Linked DNA regions of Homo sapiens: region 1 is linked to region 2. Evidence: chromatin contacts called from ENCODE Hi-C or POLR2A ChIA-PET data. All regions are on one chromosome and are shown on one strand. Each heading gives the region's core, a stretch centred on a gene start or an enhancer-like site at or near the end of the contact. The rest is flanking DNA. Distances are from core to core; before and after follow the strand shown.

Region 1 (2,914 bases), core at 304-2,803, 1.6 Mb before region 2:
TTTGTGGTAAAAGAAAGTCGGGAATTCCTGTGTTCACTTGAAAAAAAAGCAGTAAAGGCCTATTATTGTTTTAATGGACTGACAACTCAGATGTATTTAAATACAGTCTTCCCATGTTAAAAACAAAAGTACTTAAAGTGTAGACATTCTTTTTTTATGCATCTGTGGGTCCTAAAGTGTGTGTTAGAAAAATGTCACCCAATAAACAGGCAGATAAATAAATTAATAGTGGGTTCCTGTTGGGATAAGTACCAGGAAGGAAAGAGAAAGTGTTGGAGGGCACAGAGGTAGGCTAGAGCTAGGGATTATAAATTTGGGGGTGGGGCATGTGGGCAAGAACTATGGGGTGGTGGTGTTGGTAACCAGGCCTGAGTGGTGTGAAGGAGCCATGCAGAGATCTGGGATGAGCATGTACCAGGCAGAGGGAGCAGAGTCTGCCTTCTAAAAGCTGACCTTTGCACTTGCAGCCTGACCCCTTTCTCTTTCCCCTCCAGCCATTGTCCCAGCCACGCTGAACTTCTGCCCTTTCACAGCTCTGTGCTTTTGCATAACTGCCTTTATCTGGAGTGCCCTTCATCTTCTTCCTGGAGTAAAGTCACACTCAGAACCCAGCTAAAGGCTGGGCCCAGTGGCTCACACCCATAATCCCAGCACTCTGGGAGGCCGAGGAGGGCGGATCACCTGAGGTCACGGGTTTGAGACCAGCCTGGCCAAAATGGCGAAACCCCATCTCTACTAAAAATACAAAAATGAGCTGGGTGTGGTGGCACGCGCCTGTAATCCCAGCTACTCGGGAGGCTGAAGTAGGAGAATCGCTTGAACCCAGGAGGTGGAGGTTGCAGTGAGCCAAGATCACGCCATTGCACTCCAGCCTGGAAGACAGAGCGAGACTCCATCTTAAAAACAAACAAACAAAAAAACCCAGCTGAAATGGCAGATATGACCCACCTTCCCACCCAGCTCCCAACCTTCCTCCTCAGGAAGAGCTGGGCTCTCTGACTGTGTTGTTTCCTCGGCACCATCCCTGTTTCTAATACAGCCCTTATTGATTTGAAAGGTAGGTGGTGTGCTTAAAAGTCTCCTCCCCCACTAACTGTAAGTCCCTAAGAACAGGGACTATGACTTGATCATCTCTGTAGTGCCAGGGCCTAGAACCTTGCCTGGGACAGGGTAGATGCTAACTCATTGTGGAGTGCATGAATGAATGAGGGAGAGAGGGAACGGGAGAAGGAGGGATGGAAGTAGGAATGAAGGGAGGCAGAGAACCAATGTAAAAATTTTTTTTGAACTCTGAAGCACACTGAGAAAAAGGCTCTAGAATGAAAAGTAAATTAAGATGACTTAAAAAATAATACCAGAGATGTTTCTATAAATTTAACTAGAATCCAACTGATTACTGTGGTCACTGGGATTCTATCAAGCCATAAATCAAACTGAAAGTTCACCTATGTCTCAAGGGTGGCAACCTTCCGAAAGTAGGAGTGGCTTGGCTTCGTTCTTTTAAGTTCATGTGTTTTCGATATTTTACATGTTTGGTGGCTTCGATTACAAGAATGCAAGCCTAAATCTACTTTCTGTATAACCACATCCCTTTAGCAGCCTGCATTAGCAAATCATACTCTGGGCCAGAAAAAGAGAAGCATACCAATATGCTTTCTTCCTCTTAAGCAGTCTTCACAGTTTTTCTAGGCTGAGGTCACATCTTTAAACTTCATAAAACATTACTGCCTGATTGTTGAGTGGGATGGGAAGGGAGCGTTTAATTCAGCACCTGCAAGCTGCAACTGCCAGCAGATTTCTGCATTCAGAGGCATTTTGGTGTTTGTGTATGCATAGGACAGAAGGAAGAAATAAGCAGGCCTTTATCAGTATGTTCTTTTCTAAAGATCATTACTAGATTTGACCAAAGTTCTCATAACTATATTTAACAGTCTATCAGTGCTTTCTTGAGTGTTTCCTTAATGCTAGTAAATTCTAACTCTCACAAATTCCCATGGGCTACAGCAGTGCCATCTGGAATTTAGTTCCTTTTACTAATCTGTGATTTAAACATCAGAAAGATATTGCCATAATTCCCAAATAAACACTTAACATGTGTGGGAAGGTTCAGGATAATGGGCCTTCTGATGACCTAATAAAAAATGAAGGTGGTAAAATCATAAGCCAAAAAAAAAAAAAGCAGCCAGAGCCCACAGAGAAGCAGAGATTATCAGCAGATTTGTGCAGAGAAATCTGCATTAGAGCAAAAGAATGCTACTCGGGGATGAAGTGGTGAAAAAGTGGGGAAAAAAACAACTCACTGGGGTTATAAGTCATGAGAAAATTTGACCTCAGAAGGGTCCCAAAAGAGAGGAACGTATTCTCTGGTTAGTCATTCTGATGAGCTGAGTTGAAAAGTTATTTCAGAAAAAATTTCTGAAGAAACTCAGAACTTTTGACATCCCGAAATACTAAGTAGGAATATTTGTGGAAATTTTTGCATTTTGTAGTTGATCCTTAGGAGCAGGAGACAATTGTGTAAACACACTGCAGGACTAGGACTCAGGATGACTTTCTTTAGAAGGAGGAAGAAGATGAAATGTGTGAGAATGACAGGATTTTCACAAGTTTAAGACCTTTCTCCAATTGAAACGAAAGATAAATTAGGGGAAAAGGCTGAAGTTTTTCATCTAGATTCAGAAATGCTTTCAAAAAGCAACACATTCTAAATCTATCTAAAGATGCCACATGATCTTGTCGAAACGGTAATTTGACAAATTATTTTTAACAACAAAAATACTCAAGTGCTACATGAACAATTCACCCCTTCATCGTTGAAGAGAACTGCTGGTTCTCAGCAGTCCTGCAAAACACCTCACTGGCATGAGAAGAGGTATTTATGGTCTTTTAGAGATCTGCAGGAAATGTTTTTGAA
Region 2 (2,700 bases), core at 76-2,575:
GCGCCTCGGCCGGGGCGACCTAAGGCGGCTGAAGGAGGGTGCGAGAAGGCGCGGCGACCTCAGCCGCATCCACGTGTGCGCGCCGCGCAGGGACCTTTCGCCTGGGGGCAGAGCCCGCGGGGATCGCGTCCCGGTTGCGCGGCAGCGGCCTTGGGTGCTGCCGGCCTCTGTCCCCTTGAGCCGAGTGGCGACTGCGACGGCTGCCGAGCTAGCCCTGGCACCCGCCGCTCGCAGGGAGCCCCGGCGTGTGCTGCTGGGAAAGTCCAGAGGCCGGTGGAGACTGGGGAACGAGCAACTGACAGTTCGGACGAGGATTTCCCTCCTCCTCCTCCTCTCCCTCTTCCCATCTGTCCGGCCAAAAATGTGAAGGGACTGCACCCATCTTCCCGGCGAGCCTCCCTAAGTGCAGTGACATGTGCGACGGCGGCGCGTGTGGGTGCGCGTGCAATGTTTGCAGTGGAAGTAAAAGCCTTTCAGAGAAAAATGATTCGAACCTCCAAAACCAGGTCTTAAGACAATTTGCAAAAGTAGAGACCCCTTTATCCCCCTAAAATCTGCTTTTCAGCCGCCTGTCAGCTGACACTGGTCCTCGCCTCCATAAAGAATGAATGAAATTTAAATGAACTACCTGCAGCTACTAAACAATCCAGCATTTTCCCTGTATCTGCCATATGCTCTGCACTTCCAAGTCCAAACATATCTCAATGCATCCAGCAATTACGCTGCGGATCCCTCGCCGACACCCGCGGCATCAAGCCAGGCACCTGGTGGGCTCCCCGGGGCTGGTGGGCACCGCTCTGCCCTCGGCTGGAACGTGCTTTCTTTTTCCCCCTAAAGAAAAATGTATCCCCATGCAACTTGCAAAATGAGCCGCAGGGCGTGCTTCCCAACGTCCGGATACATTTCCCGCAAAGACTCTTCCATTCATCAGTCTCTGGAGCGGCTTCTGCTGCCGAGGCAGGGGCTCCAGGTCCTCGGAGGGTCTGACAGCCCCTCAGATGATCCCGGAACGAATTCCCACCTGCTCCCGGGAGCCTGGCGCCCCGCGCGCCCCCGCGCGCCCCCGCCCTCGGCCGCCCGCCCGGCTCCCCGTTACCTGTGCCGGGGTCTTCGGGCCATGGCGCGGCGGGCGCGGGGCTCCGCCGAGAGCCGCGGGGACCGCACCGGGCTGCCGCCTCCCGCTGCCCGCCGCCTGCCTGCGTCCCTCCCCGGCTGCGCAGCGGCGCTCCGCACCGCTGGGGCGAAGTTTCTCAGGAGAAAGAGGAGGAGGAGGTCACGGAGGAGGAGGAGAAGGAGGAGGAGGAAACAGGTTGATATTAAAGTGTAAACTCTGTAAACAGAGATGCCATCAAACAAAGAGCTTTGGACACTCCCCCTCCCGCCAAATCTGGCGCCCCTGCAGTGCGCACGCGCCCTGCCCGCCGCCTCCGCGGTCGCCCTGGCTGCCGCCCGCGGGGCTGCCGGGCTGGCCGGGTCGCCGCTCCCATTCGGCGCTCGCGCCGCCGCGGTGCGCCTAGCGCGCCGCGAGGCCCGGGAGGCGCGCGGGCAGGGAGCCCGGGGCCAGGGAGGGGTGGCCGGGGGCCGCGACGGCGCCTTTTCCTGAGCAAACCCCGCTCCCGGGTCGCGGCGGCGCCGACCCGCGCCCAGTCCCGCCGCCTCCCCTCCTCCCTGGCTGCCGCACCGCGGTCGCCCGGCTCCGCGTGCTCCCGGGCAGCGGGACCAGAGCTCCTCCAGCTCCCACTCACTGTCGCGGGGGCGGCAAGCGGTGGGGGGAAATTCCCGCACAGAAGATTGGATTTTCGTCAAGGTTTACAACTGTGCCCTCTGGAGACGGGGAAATTAGGAGTTGGAGGAGTAGGGGATGTGAGCATATGTATTCATAGGCTGTTTGGCTAGGGTTTTTTTTCCTTCTTCTTAAATAAATAACATCTCTAATTTAACTTGTTAGTGACAAAGGACGCTTCAATACAAGTGGGCGGCAACCATCACCGCTCACTAATGGAGCGCCCCAGCGGAGCTTTCACTCCCCTCCCGGATCCTGCAGCCGCCACCGTCGTATTGTCACATGTCCTTCACTCTCACCCCAGCACACACCCGGGCCCCACCCACCCCGCCCCGCCCGGCCCAGGCGGTGCCCACCGCACACCTTTGCTCCCCTCCCTGCACAGAGCGCGCACCCTGGATTGCACACCTGCAAAAAAAAAAAAAAAAAAAAAAAAAAAAAAAAAATACACGGGGGTCCAGACAGCCCGCCCCTAGCAGAACTCAGGAAACCCCACGTTTGCATGCATGGTTTTAGAAGTAAAACAGTTTGTGATTTTGGAGGTCGGTATCCCTGCTTAGTGTCATTTGAGGGCTCTATTTTACGAGATAAAAGTCAGCAAAGGCTTTCGTGTTGTTTAATGAGGGTCTCCAGAAGTAAAGGAAGAAGATAAGTGCTGAATTTATAAGGATTGATGACTGGGGGGATTTTAGGGGAGTTTTAGTTTTACTTCCGTTTATAGATTAGAACCATTGGGGATTTTTTTTTCATTCTCTGTACACACTAATGTATTTTTCCTTTAATCTTTTAGGAGTTTGAGACTTCTGCTGACTGGGTTTGTGGGTGTCCCATGTGCCCCAGCAGTTCAAACTTAGCTCAGAAAGCATTTTTTCTTACTAAAAAAGCATGTTCTTACTAAAATGAGTCATAATTTTATT

Evidence for each region. A loop is a pair of places that touch in the nucleus more often than their neighbours do. ChIA-PET counts read pairs that join two places held with the same protein, here RNA polymerase II (POLR2A). Pooled maps may share reads with other maps.
Region 1: a pooled map shows a loop between it and region 2 (2.9-fold over the local background). The contact joins the enhancer-like site here to the promoter of MYB in region 2. A Hi-C loop is called at or near these places in 2 of 37 single-sample maps with no recorded cell type and 4 of 50 pooled maps. POLR2A ChIA-PET finds 5 or more read pairs at or near these places in 1 of 52 experiments (activated T-cell).

What each region holds. Positions count from the first base shown.
Region 1 is chr6:136,750,415-136,753,328 of GRCh38, reverse strand. The region is part of intron 1 of MAP3K5 (mitogen-activated protein kinase kinase kinase 5); the gene reads left to right. Among named protein-coding and RNA genes, the nearest start is that of MAP3K5-AS2, 32 kb to the left of the region's middle. RefSeq lists enhancers at 360-409, 1,602-1,701. Within about 2 kb of position 1,553, at least 11 of the 41 ENCODE cell types and tissues checked have a DNase peak (open chromatin) inside an H3K27ac peak, as active enhancers do.
Region 2 is chr6:135,179,933-135,182,632 of GRCh38, reverse strand. It overlaps MYB (MYB proto-oncogene, transcription factor), which reads right to left and starts at 1,325. Exons shown (of 16, transcript NM_001130173.2): 1 at 1,097-1,325. The coding sequence starts at 1,119. RefSeq lists silencers at 78-157, 1,207-1,256, 1,317-1,536, 1,607-1,656, 2,097-2,206.